2 separate regions of the Homo sapiens genome follow, and region 1 is linked to region 2. A link is a loop called in an ENCODE intact Hi-C map of the cell type or tissue named here. Cell type or tissue: Caco-2. All regions are shown on one strand.

Region 1 (8,000 bases), 110 kb after region 2:
AATGTATATGTGCCTTGGGACCTGGTTTCCTGCACCTCCATATGCTTCCTAGGACTCTAGGTTCCCGATCTTGGCATATATGCCTAAAGCAGCCACAGTTCTTCACTTAGCTACTTCTCTGATTTCAGTTTGGTGTTTTTTTAAATTTTGTTTATTTTTGTTGAGGGTGGCTGGAAATCTTGGGGGTTTTCCTTATTTTCCTGCAAGCTCCACAATACATTGAAAAGTATGTCTGTATATTGTGTTTTATCCAGTACCTTGGCATTTAGCTCTGGAAGAGCCAAAAATACCTATCTTGTTATGCTGTCAGTAGATGTCACAAATAATTTAATTAAATGATGAGAACACATGAACACATGGGGGACAACAGCACATACTGGGGCCTCTTAGAGGGTGGCAGGTGGGAGGAGGGAGAGGATCAGGAAGGATAGCTAGTGGATACTGGCTTAATACCTGAGTGATGGGATGATGTAAGCAGCAAACCAACATGGCACAAGTTTACCTATGTAACAAATCTGCACATCTTACACATGTACCCCTGAACTTAAAAGTTGGAAATTAAAAAAAAATTAATTTCCAAATTTTAGTTAAAAGAGAAAAAGTGGCAGAATTCTTATGAAATGCAAAATCCTTAGTGTTAAGTCATTTATAAATTGTAAAGATAACAACAATTTACTGAGCTTCTAACTCTATGCCAGCCATTTTATGTAAATTGTCTCACTTACTCAAAGAACAAAGTAATGTTATCTCTAAGCTACATATGAAAGACCTGAGACTTAGAGAAGGTAAAGAATTTTTCCAAAGTCACATAGTAAGTGGCAGAGATAGGGTTTGCCGATTATAAACTGTTATGTAACTTCTTTCCATGAAGCCAGATTGCCTCCCTATTCTCTCTCCCTATTCAAGCTCTGCAATCATAGAAGATAGAGCCATTCAAAAAATGTTATCAGCAATACTTTAAGGTGGCAGACTGTTCAGAGATCAACTTGAAAGCACACTATCTCCATAGCCTTAATAATGCATCTGATTTGGCCACAATCTGACAATCCCTTCAAAAGATATCATGGATCAAAGAATTAAACAAAAATTGGAAACAAACAGTCAAGCTGAGAATGAGCCACTCTTCAGTCATCCAATAATATCAGATAAGTTCTAGAAGTAGTAATTTTTTGTTTTGTGTTCTGCTTCTTTATTCACTCCCTTATTTCAAAGAGAATTTAAGATAGCTGACAAGGATACATAAAATTCAAGATATAAATGAGAAATAGGTGAGTAACAAAGGAACAAGAAGAAAGAAAAGAAGACTAAAATGAACATGTATTCAGTTCTGTACAGTTATGATGCAGGTGGCAGATTTGGCCCTAAGCTTGTGTGTGTGTGTGTGTGTGTGTGTGTGTGTGTGTGTGTTTAGACAGGGTCTTGCTCTGTCATCTAGGCTGGAGTGCAGAGGTGAGACCTTGGCTCACTGCAGCCTCAACCTCCCAGGCTAAAGTGAGCCTCCCACCTCAGCCTCTGGAGTAGCTAGGACTAAAGGCATATACCATCACAAACGGCTAATTTTTAAATATTTTGTAGAGACAGGGTCTTGCTATGTTGCCAGGGTTGGTCTCGAACTCTTGGGTTCAAGTGATCCTCTCCCACCTTACACTCCCAAAGTGTTGGGATTACAGGTGTGAGCCACCACACCAGGCCTCTTTCCTTTTTTTTTGTATGAATTTATGGGGGACAAGTGTAATTTTGTTAAATGCATAGATTGCACAGTGGTGAAGTCAGGGCTTTTAGGTTATCCATTAAATAATTTCTCATCATCCAATCCCCACTCCCTCCCAGCTTTTTAAGGCCAACTTAAAAAGGGAAACCTGAGCAGTTATGAGTCACCATGTGTATATAGTAAAAACAACCCAATTGCTCAGAAGGAACACAGACATGGCTGATGCTAATGAAGATGAAAGTTACAAAGTTCCATAAGAGGACATTGTATCATGAAAACAACAACATACTGATTATATAATAACTGACTTTTCTTAAGAGTGAAAGGGGAACTATTAGACACTATTCTGGGACAACAGGTGTAAACGGGGACTACCTCCCCAAATCAAAATGTATGCCTACTTTGCATATAGTAATCATAACTACATGTTTTATGAAGATGTTTTATTATTGCACCCCATAATACAAGCCAATCATTGAACACAAAATAGTACTTTAGTAAAAGCAGCTCTATTTGAGATTAACATATCCTGATTGGTTATAACTTTCAGCTGATCTAGTCAAACGGTAGGTTTTAGAGCACCCTAGAGCAAACTCTAGGGTTCTTCAGGGTCTAGGGAGTTATAATTGGAGTGTCAACCAGGTGTAGGATAACAGGGGATGGTGAGTGAATATGAACAAAATCCATCTATTGCTGAATTTTGTTTCCGACTGACTAACCGGTGGGTATAATGGCATATCCATAATAGTATGCTTATTTGATGTCTATGCCATCTGCATTAGACATTCAACAGATGTTTTTAAACATCAACTGGGCCTTCCTTTATACAACTAATTCTTGCTTGTGTTTGTCACTATGTGGAAACCATTTAGGGAGGTATCCTATTACATTTTAATAATTTCTGAATTAATTCTTGACTTTTATAATGTAAGTAGTTCATTGTTTTTAACAGTAAACATTACTGACTCAAATTTTCCTCTGTCCCTGGCTTCTGGATAAATCCTTTTTCTTGATCTTTTAGTAGAATGAGCTATTAAAAAAAAGCTCATTCAATCAGAGGCTACATTAGTGAAAGAACAGAATTCCAAACAAGGAAACTAACAGTTGAAGGAAGACAATGGGTCTCACCTTTGGTCAGACGCCATCTGGTGCAGGTCACTGTGGATGTCTGTTACTAAAGTGGGACACTGACGAAGTACTGGGCACCAAATGGCAACACTGCCATTTCTCATAATTTCCATGCCTCTTTTCAAATTCCCATACCTCAATCCCACCACCCCCTTTATTGATGCTGTCAGATGACTTGGCCTCAGAGAACTCATCAGTTACTTCAAATCCCTTCAGATGTATCTGTTTCCACTTTGGCTAGTGGAAGAGGTGTTCCCTCTTCCTTTTCAAGACACATTCCTCCACTGGATGTCACCTCTTCAGCCTTCTCAGGAATCCTGTTTTATTATTTGTTTACACTCTATTCTGTATCTTCTCTCCCTTTTTCTAGGCTCTTACTTGTCAACATAGAAAGGAGGTCAAGTGTCCTTTATCTTTAAATAAACCAGGCCCGCCCTTTACCCTCCAGCTTCTGCACTATCTCTCCTCTCCTCTTCACAGATTCTAAAAAAGGAGCCTCCAGGCATTATCTTCCTCCCTAACCTCCCATCCATGCTGCCATCTCTTGCAATCTAGTTTCTGGTCCCTTTCACTACTCTGAAACAGCTCTAGCCCGGTGACTTCCTAGTTGCTAAATCCCAAGAACAATTTTCTGTTATCCTCTCATAGCATTTGTGACTGTGGACTTCTTTTAAAACATTCTCCTCTCAATCGCTTGAACCCAGGAGGCAGAGGTTGCAGTGAGCCGAGATTGCACTACTGCACTCCAGCCTGGCAACAGAGCGAGACTCTGTCTCAAAAACAAAACAAAACAAACAAACAAAAAAACCCAAAAAACCAAAACACCAAAAACAAACCACTTTCTCCTTTCTTAGTGTCTGGGACAGTACTATTTCTTGATTTTTCCTCTAACATGCCAGGGCATTCTTTCTCAGTTGACATTATGAGCTGTGTTAAAAGACAAAATCAACAAATTTAGCTTAAATACTTTAATTGCCTTTTATTTGCAATTTTATAATTGAGCAACACTGCATTCTATAAAACAAGAATGAGTGTTCCGATGAGCTGAGCAGAGGAATTGGCTTTATAGACAGAAACAGGCTGAAGAAAGCAGAAACAGAGAACAAAAAGCAGATTGGTTGTTTCAAAGTTACTTTTCTTATAGGGTTAAAATAGAGGGAACTTCTTTAGCATGGCAAATCAAGTAAACCAGGCCCGTTTTGATTGGTTGCTATGAATTTCCTGTTTTTTATTTTTACTTTTTATTTATTTATTTATTTTGAAAAACTGGCCTGTTTTAGAGTTCAGTTTGATTATGTGGCACCTAGCATGATTGACTCCATTATAGTTTGGTCTGGTCTACTGGGGCGCAGTGTAGGAGGCTAGTCCAAAACAATGTCTCCTATAAGTTTTATATAACAGTGATTTGATCATCCCTTAATGCAGACCGTCCTCTATACACGATAAGCATGATGGCTTCAACTAAAACCTGTCAACAAATCCCAAATCTGCAGCTTTGGGCCAGTTCTAGGCTCCTGATCTGAATATTAAAGTGCCTAGCCTTCCTGAAGCTCAACATGTCTATAACTGAACTTACTGGCACCCTCTCCTCCATGCATTTTCCCTATGAACTAATGTCATCACCTTTATTCACTTATTCAAGACAGTCATTTGAGAATTAACTTTGATACTTCCTCTTCCTTTCCTCCTACATCTACATCTAATTGGTCATTAAGTCTTAATTCTCTCTTGAATCAGTCTCCTGCTCTCCTACATCACTGCCCTAATTTAGGACAGTTGTCAGTAGGAACATAGTAATAACATTCTAACTGGTTTTCCCACCTTTCTCCTGCCTTCTTTGTCTACACCACTGCCAGAGAGACTTTCCAAAGTTGAAAGTTTAATTGTGCAGAATCTTTTCGATCATTCCCCATTACCTTCATGACACATTCTTAGTTACTTAGGATGGCATCCAAGGCCATTTGTATTCTAGCTTTGCTGAAAGTAGTCAATCTAAACTACTGAAGTCCCCTGATTAACACCATGCTCTCTAACCTCTTTCCCTAAGTTGCCTGTGTCTTTCCCACCCCCACTATTTAGTCCAAATCAACACTGAGTTCAGAGCTCACCTCCTGTAGAGTGTTTCCTTAGCCTCCCCAGCTACGATTAGGTGCCCCTCTGGTATATTTTCACAGCACCCTGTGTTTACTTCTGTTAGGGCACTCAAATCAACCCTGAAACTGCTAATTTACATATCTGGACCCCAGTTTTAAACCATATGAATAATAATACTTAGCGTTCGTTGAAAGCTGTGTACTAGGCTTTGTATTAAGTACACTGCATGCATTATTTAATCCTCATGACAAACCTTAGAAAGTAGGAACTAATACTACCCTCAACTTGCAGGTGAAGAAACTGAGCATAGAGTGGTTAAGAAACTTCCGCATGTTGCAGAATTATATCTTAATGTTTTTGGAAGGCAAGGATCATGTACTATACGTGTATGAGGAGAATGTGGCAAAGTCTGGCACGTGGTAGTGCTTCAATAAAGGTTTACGGGTCAAATAAACAAATGAAGAGCTCAGAGGACAAACCTGTGACAAACGAACAGAAATTAAAAAGCAGCAGATTTTAGTTTAACATAACAAAAAACTTGGCCGGGTGTGGTGGTTCATGCTTGTAATCCCAGCATTTTGAGAGGCTGAGGCGGGAGGATTGCTTGAGCCCAGGAGTTCAAGACAAGCCTGGGCAACATAAAGAGACCCTGTAGCTACAAAATGTTTTTAAAAATTTAGCTGGATATGGTGGCACATGCCTGTAGACCCAACTACTCAGGAGGCTGAGGTGGGAAGATTGCCTGGGCCCAGGCAGTTGAGGCTGCAGTGAGCCAAGATTGTACCACTGCACTCCGGTATGGGCAACAGAGCAAGACCGTGTCTTGAAAAAATTTTAAATTAAAGGAGAAAGAACTTTATATTAGTTAGACCACCCAGTGGAATGGATTTCTCAAAAAACAGGTACATATAGCACTTATCATACTGAAGAGTATTTATACATTTGCATTTCCCCCCTTGTGAGTAGGGAGTATTTCAGCTTTTATTTTTATTTTTATAATAATTTTATTTTATTGCTTTTATTGCTCAGGATCTAGCCAAGGGCTAGAGATGCTCAGCAGTGTTTGTTGAACTGAACTGGTCTGAATTTAAAACCCCTACAAACTAAAAGTGGGCATTTTTAGTAGAAGTTTAACTCTCATTGTTCTTTATTTCTTCCCACTATTCTGCATTTCTTTCAAAAGAACTTTGAGAATAAAGAGAGGACAGGAAAAAAGTTTAGAGACTTCATTTGCTGCTAGCAAAATTTCCATTAGAAAGTCAGTAAGGGCAGGGAATGTGTCTTTTTATCACTGTGTCCTTAGCCTAGCACATAGTAGCCAATCAATAAATACTTGTTGGATGAAACACACACACATACAGACAGACACACCCCAACAGTGTGCTCTTTACTCCCAGATGGGACCCATGGAAATATATCCCATAGAAGGAATGTCTACATAAGGTGAGAGATTGGACTAGATCAGTTTTATCACACTGGAAAACTAGTTAAATTATTCACATTGGATCCCAAAGTGAAAGAAAAGAGAAGGAAAGAGAAGAAAAGCACTAAATCTCAATTGTCATTCCCAAAGCTGAGGCAAGACTTAAGTAGTAGAAATCTTCCTCAAATACCCATAGCAGGTAGTAAAAAAACAGCAGGCTGCATGACCTCTGCAGTCCCTGACAAATTTAAGATTATTTCATTCTCATTTATGGATCCTAAATATCCAACTGAGAGGCTGTATTTCAAGACACTGATTGCTAGGTCTAGAATTCTTTAAAAATTATTCTCAGCAATAAGGATATAGCTATACAAAGAGAGACAGAAGCCTGGGCAACATAATAAGACCCTGTCTCTAAAAAATGTAAAAAAATTATCCAGACGTGGTGGTGCATGCCTGTGGTCACAGCTACTCTGGAGACTGAGGTGGGAGGATTGCTTGAGCCTGGAAGGTCAAGATCATAACACTGTATTCCAGTCCGGGTGACAGAATGAGATCCTGTCTCAAAAATAATAATAAAATAAAATAAAAATAGAAAGAGAGAAATTATTAACCAAATGGAGTTTATATCATTCTAATGGACTATGGGTTGGGAGACAAATGATAAACAAGCTATTTTAGATAAGAGTGTCCAGAGAAGGTACCAAGAGACCAGGAAGTGGCAAAATTAAAGAAACATCATGACAGTGGTTACATCTTAAAATGCTAGGCTCTGCAGTCATTGGTACTAGTTAATGGGGCCTTAGAGTAATTTTTGACACTAACTTGTTAACACTTCGAAGATCTATTCTTTTCTGAGTGTCCTACTATCTAAATTCCCCATATATGTTGTTTCTAACTGCTCCCGCTTCTTCACTGGTTTCCAGCTTTCCTCTCCTCTGGGCATATACAAATGACTAAAATTTTCCCTTTTCAAAAATCATCAACAAATCTGTTAAGAAGCATATGTCAGTTTTCTGTCATCTATCTAATTTTTATTCCTGTTTTATCTCTCTCAAGTCTACTGCTAAACTATTCTAACCATTCATTAGAGTCTCTCTTCTTCATTCCTTCAGTAAACCAGAATAATCTCTTTTTATATTTACCAAGCACCCTTCCTCTCCTCATTTAAAAATCCTGATTTTCTCTTTCCTCTATGAAATTTTTCCTAACTTAGTAGAAATAAGGTTAAGCATTAACATATTAGCAAATATACAATTACAGCCAGGATTTGAAAGTTATGTCATAAAACAGTAAAATATGGAGAAAATGATTACAACTAGATTTTACATGTTTTATATTCAAATTGGTTTATCAATGTTTATATTTCTCTTTAGCTTGAGTACGAGACCTCAAGACACAGACTATTTTTTTGAGCTATATTTCATGATTTCTAGCACCGGCCCTAATTAACATTAGATGTCTTGATAGGCTTCAGATCCAAATGATGGAGATAATTGTCTGCCATTGTGGAGTCAATATATAAGAATCACAAATACCTCCACGCGGTATTATTTCCTCGCAAAGAACCCTAAAGACCAATATTTGCTTTTAAAAATGTAGCTCTTAAATAAAGGCTTGGTGGATACTCTGGGCACACTGCCT
Region 2 (8,000 bases):
ACCTGCAGAGTGGAGGGGGACAGGGCTATAGCTGGAGATTGAGGGGGAGGATAACAAGTGGGAGGCAGCGCTGCAAGGGGGAGGTAGAAGGAGAAGTCTCTCTTCCAGAGCACATTTTCACCAAGGGGGATCTTCTGTAGCCTTTTTATTGAAAGGTAACTAGTGGCCATGATGGAAAGCGTACAAAACGTACATCATAACACCAGCCAATCAGGAACGCTATGGATATGTGGGGACATGGGATATATGAGAAATCCTGTACTTACTTCTCTATTTTGCTGTGCAAAATAAAGCTCCTCTTTAAAGAAAGTCGATTTTTTAAAAAACAAAAACAGTCAACAGACACTCTGGGCTCATTTCCTCACTACCCTGGAGCAGTTCCCTCCCCAGACACCCTGCCCAGCCCCTTCCCTTGGGATCTGACCACATCTCCAGTTCAGGTTTCAACTACGCCCTGGTAGACAAAACACCCTAAGTACTAAAGTCTGTTCTTGCTTTCCAAAAAAGCATCAGCTGTTTCTTCCTAGGTGCACATCCACAAATTACAGAATGTCAGAAAGAGAGCTACCTCCAAAGTAATCAGGAGGAAACCATGAAGATTAAATTAGCTTACTTGGGATTTGAACCTATTTTTCTCACTGACACTTTTTACAAACTAACATTTAGTTATATACCAACATTTAGTTATACACACACACACACACTTAGTTGTAATCGGGGCTCTCTCAACAGAACCAATTGCATATATATTTGAGAGTAGGATAGAGATATAAAGAGATTTATCATACAGAATTGGCTCATGTGATGATGGAGGCCGAGAAGTCCCAAGATCTGCAAGCAGCAAGCTGGAGACCCAGGAGAGCTGGTGGTGTAGTCCTAGTCCAAGAGCAAGTAAGACTGATGGCCTAGCTCAAACAGACAGACAGACAGAGTTGCCTCTTATGCAGCCTTTTTATTCCATTCAGGTCTTTACTTGATTAGATGAGACCCACCCACTTTAGGGAATGCTATCTGCTTACTCAGTCTAGCAATTTAAAATGTTAATCTCATCCGGAAACACCCTCACAGACACATACAGAGATAATGTTTTAGCACATGTCTGGGCACCCATGGCCCAGTCAAGTTGATATATAAAGTTAACCATCACCCAAGGGCTTGAATTGCACCTTAAAAAAAAAAATCCCCACTGCCATCATCTGATGTAGGTGACCATGAGTAGAAGAAAGGCAAAGTAATATCAGTGGTGGGTAGGCAAGCCAAACTGCAGACTTGATCATCCTCCCCAGGAATCCAAGAATTGCCCTATTTGTCAATGTATAAATATACTTTCGTTTTTTGGAGAAGGAAAAGAAAATAACTGGAGTACAGGTTTGAAATGACTGGATTTTATTACTTTAATTTCTTTTGCTCTGTTCAAAAATTTTGTAGAAAATAAATCCCATAAACTTAACACACCAACTATTCACAGCATTCCTTTTCTCTGCTGTACTTGGCCAAGATAGAGATCCACATTTTACAAAGGGTTCTGCTCTGTTTTGCTTAACCTTTTTAAGGTGCCTGGTGAGAGGCATGGACTTGGGGTCAGAGGCCAGGCTCTGAATCCAAACTCTGCCACTGTGTAGCCTTCAACAAATTGTTTTACCATGCCAAGCCTCCATTTTCCCCACTTGCAAAATCAGGAACAGCATGCATTTTCTCCTTTACAAGATTGCTGTGAGGATCAAATAAACTAAAGCATGTTGAAAGTATTCATATACTCTAAACCTTTATATAAATGTTGAACCACATACTTGTCATTTTATTAGTGACTCTGACTTCTGTCATAATAATGGGATCATGGTGTGTGTATTAGTTTCCTAATGCTGCTGTAACAAATTACCATCAACTTAGTGCCTTAAAACAACACAAAAGTATTAACTTACAGTTCTAAAGGTCAAAAGTCTAAAATGGTACCCCCTGGGCAAAAATAAAGCTGTTAACAGGCTATCATTTTTCTGGAGGCTTTAGGGGAGAATCAATTATCTTGCCTTTTTAACTTCTACAGGTTACCCACATTCTTTAGCTTGTGGCACCATTTCTCCATCTTGCAAGCCAGCAATGTCAGGCCAAGTCCTTCTCACATTGCCATTTCTCTGGTTCTCTCTCTCTCTCTCTCTTCTGCTTTTATCTTCTACTTACAAGGACCCTTGTGATTACACTGGGCCCACCTGGGAAATCCTGGTTAATCTCCCCACCTCAACATCAGCTGATTAGGACACCTTAATTCCATCTGCAACCTTAATTCCCCTTTGCCATGAAACCTGACATATTCACAGGTTCTCAGGATTAGGACATGAACATCTTTGGAGGGACATTATTATGCCCTCCGTACTTTATTTACTCATCCCCCTCAACGTAAATTCAGTTTTTAAAATACTGCACCTCTACACATTTGTTATATCTACTTTCCCCGATGAGTTTGAAGTTAACAGAAAACCTAACGGCCATTTTTCCAGGTCTACTTTCCAGTCCAAAAGTATTCATTCCTATTAAAAAAAAAAAGCTATTTAGAAAATTTTAAAATTCAATTAAAAAATTAAAGGAAGAAAAACATATATAATCCAAACACACGCAGCAATTGTCATATTTTGGCACATTTCCTCCAAGCATTTTTTTGCAGTTTTCTTTCACATAAGTGAGAGCATACCATCTATAAAAATGTTTATGCTGTTTAATACAATTGCATCAACATTTCAACTGTGCAAACCCTTTGTGAACATAAATTTTTATGGCTGCATAATATTTCATTGCAGCAAGGTAACATAATTTACTTGGATGTTATTGTTAAGCATTTAGTTTCTTTAATCTTTTACTTATTAAAGATAATAAATGTTAAGTATCTTTTATCATTCATATTTATTTACATTTATAGTTATATTCCTCTTAGGTGAGATTTTCAGAATTTATGGGCCAAAAGGAATGAATATATTTAAAGCTCTTGATAAATATTGTCAAAACACTTTCTTCAAATAATAGTCTATTTACACTCCTTCCAGCACTATGCTGGGTCAACACACCCTGACCAACAGTAGGTATTCTCATTCTTCTTAATCTTGGCTAGTTGAAATGGACATCTCATTGTATATGTATCTCCTTTGATCATGTGTGAGTCTGAACATTTTTTCATGTGTTTATTCAGCACTTATATTTCTCCATTTGTGTTTGGTCTACACATGAAGGTCATTTATTCTTTCCCAACCTAGTTATGCTTGTGGGGGTTCATGGCAAGAATGCGTCACTTCAACAGTAACTTGGAAATTCTTTCTCTGTCCTTACTCTGCTTGAAGGATCTGAGCCCTAATCAGATTCTCTGAGGACTACTATTGCCAGTTTTCCTCAGAACAGGCTTTCTTTACTGGTCTCAAGCTGCTCTGTGGGTTTCTGATGGTGTTTCTTCACTGTTCAGTTGTCAGGTCTGGCTTTAGCTGGCAAACCTTCCAAGAAATCCAGATTTTTCTCTCCTGCCTGCTACCTTCCCACCTCATTCTCATCTTCCTGTGTTCCTTCCAGCACCTTCCTAATGCCCTAATACCTGATATTCTAGTTCAGTTCCTGGAAAAAAACAAATCTTCAGTCACCCACCAGGGTAGGGAACAGGTAGCTGACCAGCTGACCCAGGTAGAAAACAGGAACAGGGGTCTCATTACTTCTTAGGTAAACATTCACCACTCCTCCTGGTTCAGTCTTACCCTTCACCTCCATTTCCATGGTATCTGGTGCCTCCGGTTCTAAGACTTGCCCTGGTTCTATGATGTGAACTGCCCATTTCTTTTAGTTATCCGCCTCTAGAGAAAGGTAGGTTTCAGTTATCCCTCATCTGCTAAATTAGTTACAACATACCTACTTACTTTTCAAACTCTAAACTTTTATTGATAACTCTGATCTGCTCTTGTCGCCTCTTCTGTTCTCTTTGTCCTTATGGGCTTACACATTTTGTAATTCCTTTACTGACATTTTGACGGGGCTTGGGGAGCCTGTGCTCAATACACTGTGTATTTCTTTACTCTCTGCCCTGGAGACCGTGTTCTTTCTTACGTCGATCCTCAAAAATCCTCATTTTCTTATCTTTTTGCCCTCCAAAGCATCTTGTCTCTCTCTTCTTCATCCAATATTTCCAGAACAATGTCTTAAATAAGCTTAGGCTTTTACAAAAGATGAGAAGTAGCATGATTCCAAGCAGCGTCCACGTTATCCTGTCCCATCCCACTTCTACCTACCCTACAACAATCACTGAAGTAAGACAACCCTGAGGGCCAGGCTGCCCATTGAAAGCAGGGGAGAAGGAAAATATTGGAGATCAATAAATGTAAGTTTATATTTAAGTATATAGACTTTATTTACTTACTGCCCATTTTCTATACACAATAAAATCTACAGAGCACCTGGTTGGACTGGAGTGTGTGGCTTCAGCTAGGCTTCTAATGCTGGCATTGCAAAAAGTCTCACTGCATTTCTTATATCCCAGAGTATGGTTAGTTTTATTTGCTAGGGATAGGACATGGCATCTTAATAAGAAAACCCTTCAGTTATAATTCACAGGTGATTTGTTCAGATCATAGTTAAGAGATATCAGGCCGGGAGTGGTGGCTCACACCTGTAATCCCAGCACTTTGGAAGGCTGAGGTAGGCGGATCACAAGGTCAGCAGTTCGAGACCAGCCTGGCAATATGGTGAAACCTGCCTAGCAATACGGTGAAACCCTGTCTCTACTAAAAATACAAAAATTAGCTGGGCATGGTGGTGGGCGCCTGTCATCCCTGCTACTCAGGAGGCTGAAGCAGGAGAATTGCTTGAACCCAGGAGGCGGAAGTTGCAGTCAGCCGAGATCGCGCCACTGCACTCCAGCCTGGGAGACAGAGCGAGACGCCATCTCAAAAAAAAAAAAAAGAAAGAAAGAAACATCAAAGATACCCAAAATCTACTTCCCGGACTGCGTGTCACTTACAGAGCACTCCAGTCCCACAACTATGCTGACCTCAATTATAAACCATTACTGGGTTTTTTTTTTTTCCAAAATACTTTTCTTGATTATTGAGTTATTGTGTTTAAGGGTTAGAAGTAGGTGCCAAGAAACAAGATTACAACTAGTATCTTGACATTTCAGATAATTTAATCTCAAAAAGGGGATACTTAAACTGGTTTTCATGTTTCCAGATTAACTGTTGACATCAAGTCAGAGACATCTCAACTTTCTTAGAGGCTCCTACTCCCAGTGTTAACATAAACAACAATAAAATCACTCTGCTTGCAGAGTCTAAAATAACCTCAGCAGAGTTTTCATTCCAAACTTTTTTTTTCTTTTGGAGACAGGGTCTTGCTCTGTTGCCCAGGCTGGAGTACAGTGGCATGATCATGGCTCGCTGAAGCCTTGACCTTCAGGTTCAAGTGATCTTTGTGCCTCAGCCTCCCAAGTAGCTGGGACCACAGTCACATGCCACCACATCCAGCTAATTTTTAATTTTTTTGTAGAGATGAGGCTTGTCTTAAATGTCTGGACTCATGTGATGTTCCCACTTTGACCTCTCAAAGTTCTGGGATTACAGGCATGAGTCACTGTGCCCAGTCTATTCTAACCATTATAAGCCACATTGTGAGACATTGAATGCAATCAAGGAATGTGCCCAAATAGTTCCCAAATATCCTACAAATTTACTTTAAAGAATAACATTTGGAGTTAAGGTCACATAAATCAGCTTAAAAATGACCAAAACTCTTTAATCTTGGAAGGAAGTAAATAACTGAAAAAAAAAAAAAAAACTATATATGGCATGATGGGAGATAAAGTCATATAAATGAAGGAAGGAAATCCTAAAACTCATGCATGTGTCAGAGAATCACATTAGAAAGTGTATTAGGATATATGCCAGGCACTGTGGCTCACACCTGTAATCCTAACACTTTGGGAAGCCCAGGTGGGAGGATCGCTTGAGCCCAGGAATTTAAGACAAGCCTGGGCAACATAGTGAGGCCCTGTTTCTACAAAAAATTTAAAAATTAGCTGGGTGTGGTGGCATGTGCCTGTGGTCCCGGCTACACAGGAAGCTGAGGCACAAGGATCACTTGAGCCTGAAGGTCAAGGCAACAGCAAGCCATGATCATGCCATTGCACTCCAGCCTGGGTGACAGAGCAAGACTCTGTCTCAAAATAAGTAAATAAATAAATACATAAATAAATACATAAATAAATGATTGCCTCCAACATTAGTCACAAGCACAAAATATAAATACAGTTCTTCCTTGTTCTTGTAACCTGATGGTTTCTCAGTCTACATAGTCACCTTTTCGGTCAAGTTTCAAAATTTAAAAAAATTCATTCAAGAGGAAAAGAAAGGACGTTGTTACTATCACCAGTACAGGCAATATGAACAACTTCATATAACTGTCATAACTTCTAAACTGAACATAATTTCTAAAGTCTAAACCTTAATGCTGTTCATAACTGTTTACGTAAATTGAGTCTGACTATATTTTAAAATACCTCCCTCACAATTCCACTTGCAAGTAGTAAAAATAAATCTCACTAGCATCTGAGTTTCTCACCATGGCTCCATCTGTTTCCTCCAACATAGACCTGTTTTCTTCCCATCCAACCTCAGAAGCTGATCCCCAAACCACCTCTTGCAGAATGGGATACAAGTTTAAAAGCTGGTATTATTTTCATCCTTTTTCTTATAAAACTTATAAAATAGATATGCTAAGGCTAGTGGTGAACCCCTCCATCTGGGTACCAAGCTGTTTCCTTCTATTTTATTTGAATGGAATAATGTAAAACTGCATGATCTCTAAAGTTCTTTAAAGCTGAGAAATCGAATATATCTATGATATCACTTATCATGAACAGATTTAAGTAGAGTTGGTAGGTATGTATCTCCTAGCCATCAAAATTATCTGACATCTCACCTTAAATCTTAAACATCCTAATTGATCTAGTATCTAGAAAGCAAGGTGATTGGTTAGGTCAGGGCATGGGGCTGAGTTTACCAGTGGCTCTCCATCACTGTGTAATAGCTCAGTGAAAAAATATTAGCTCCGTTATTAATGATGATTGTTAAAGTGTCCCTTGATAAAAACAAGCTGCTGGCAAGGTCTATACAACCAGCAGTAGGAACCCTTGCTCTCAAGTTTGTGAATCAGCAATACAGTAGGTGTGCCTGCCTACTGCCTCCCAAAATGCACATTAAGAAGAGAAAGGAAGAGGAGAAAAAGAGATTTCCATTTAGCTTTTACCTCTAAAAGCACTGTCAGCTTTGAAGGACTAAGCGATGGCAGAGGAGTTTGTTGTGCACCAAGGCGTGCATCTCAGACAAGGCCATTGATGGTTCCCTCACCTCCAGGCAGGAACAATTCCCTGAGGATGAGGAAGATTAAGTTCATACACATGCACACACACATGCACACACACACGTATAGCACTCCACAATGTGGGAAAAGATTTCTCTGATGTGAGGAGGAAAAAGGTTATTTTCTTTTTTTTTTATTATACTTTAAGTTTCAGGGTACATGTGCACAACATGCAGGTTTGTTACATATGTATACATGTGCCATGTTGGTGTGCTGCACCCATTAACTCGTCATTTAACATTAGGTATATCTCCTCATGCTATCCCTTCCCCCTCCCCCCACCCCACAACAGTCCCCGGTGTGTGACGTTCCCCTTCCTGTGTCCATGTGTTCTCATTGTTCAATTCCCACCTATGAGTGAGAACATGCGGTGTTTGGTTTTTTGTCCTTGCAATAGTTTGCTGAGAATGATGGTTTCCAGCTTCATCCATGTCCCTACAAAGGACATGAACTCATCATTTTTTATGGCTGCATAGTATTCCATGGTGTATATGTGCCATATTTTCTTAATCCAGTCTGAAAAGATTATTTTCTCATTGCCACGTTCCCTCTGCTTGGGAATTTCTAGTCATTACAGGTAGTGACAATGAAAATTATTTTGTCTTGATAATTCATTAAAT

Evidence for each region. Hi-C counts contacts between places; a loop is a spot of excess contacts. Peaks named below come from ENCODE experiments on the same cell type or tissue, not always from the same donor. Only the 100,000 strongest peaks of a DNase experiment are listed, where the experiment ranks them.
Region 1: a loop joins it to region 2, with 2.2 times the contacts of the local background. A loop is called at or near these places in 1 of 110 quality-filtered maps.

Annotation. Positions count from the first base shown.
Region 1 is chr12:45,702,290-45,710,289 of GRCh38, forward strand. No RefSeq gene overlaps it. Among named protein-coding and RNA genes, the nearest start is that of LINC00938, 22 kb to the right of the region's middle. In Caco-2, no CTCF peak of the experiment used is centred here; a DNase peak (open chromatin) is centred at 3,292.
Region 2 is chr12:45,593,398-45,601,397 of GRCh38, forward strand. LOC105369744 (a long non-coding RNA gene) reads right to left here. Exons shown (of 3, transcript XR_944889.2): 2 at 7,267-7,387; 3 at 2,429-2,525. Among named protein-coding and RNA genes, the nearest start is that of LINC00938, 130 kb to the right of the region's middle. In Caco-2, no CTCF peak of the experiment used is centred here; DNase peaks (open chromatin) are centred at 3,084 and 3,274.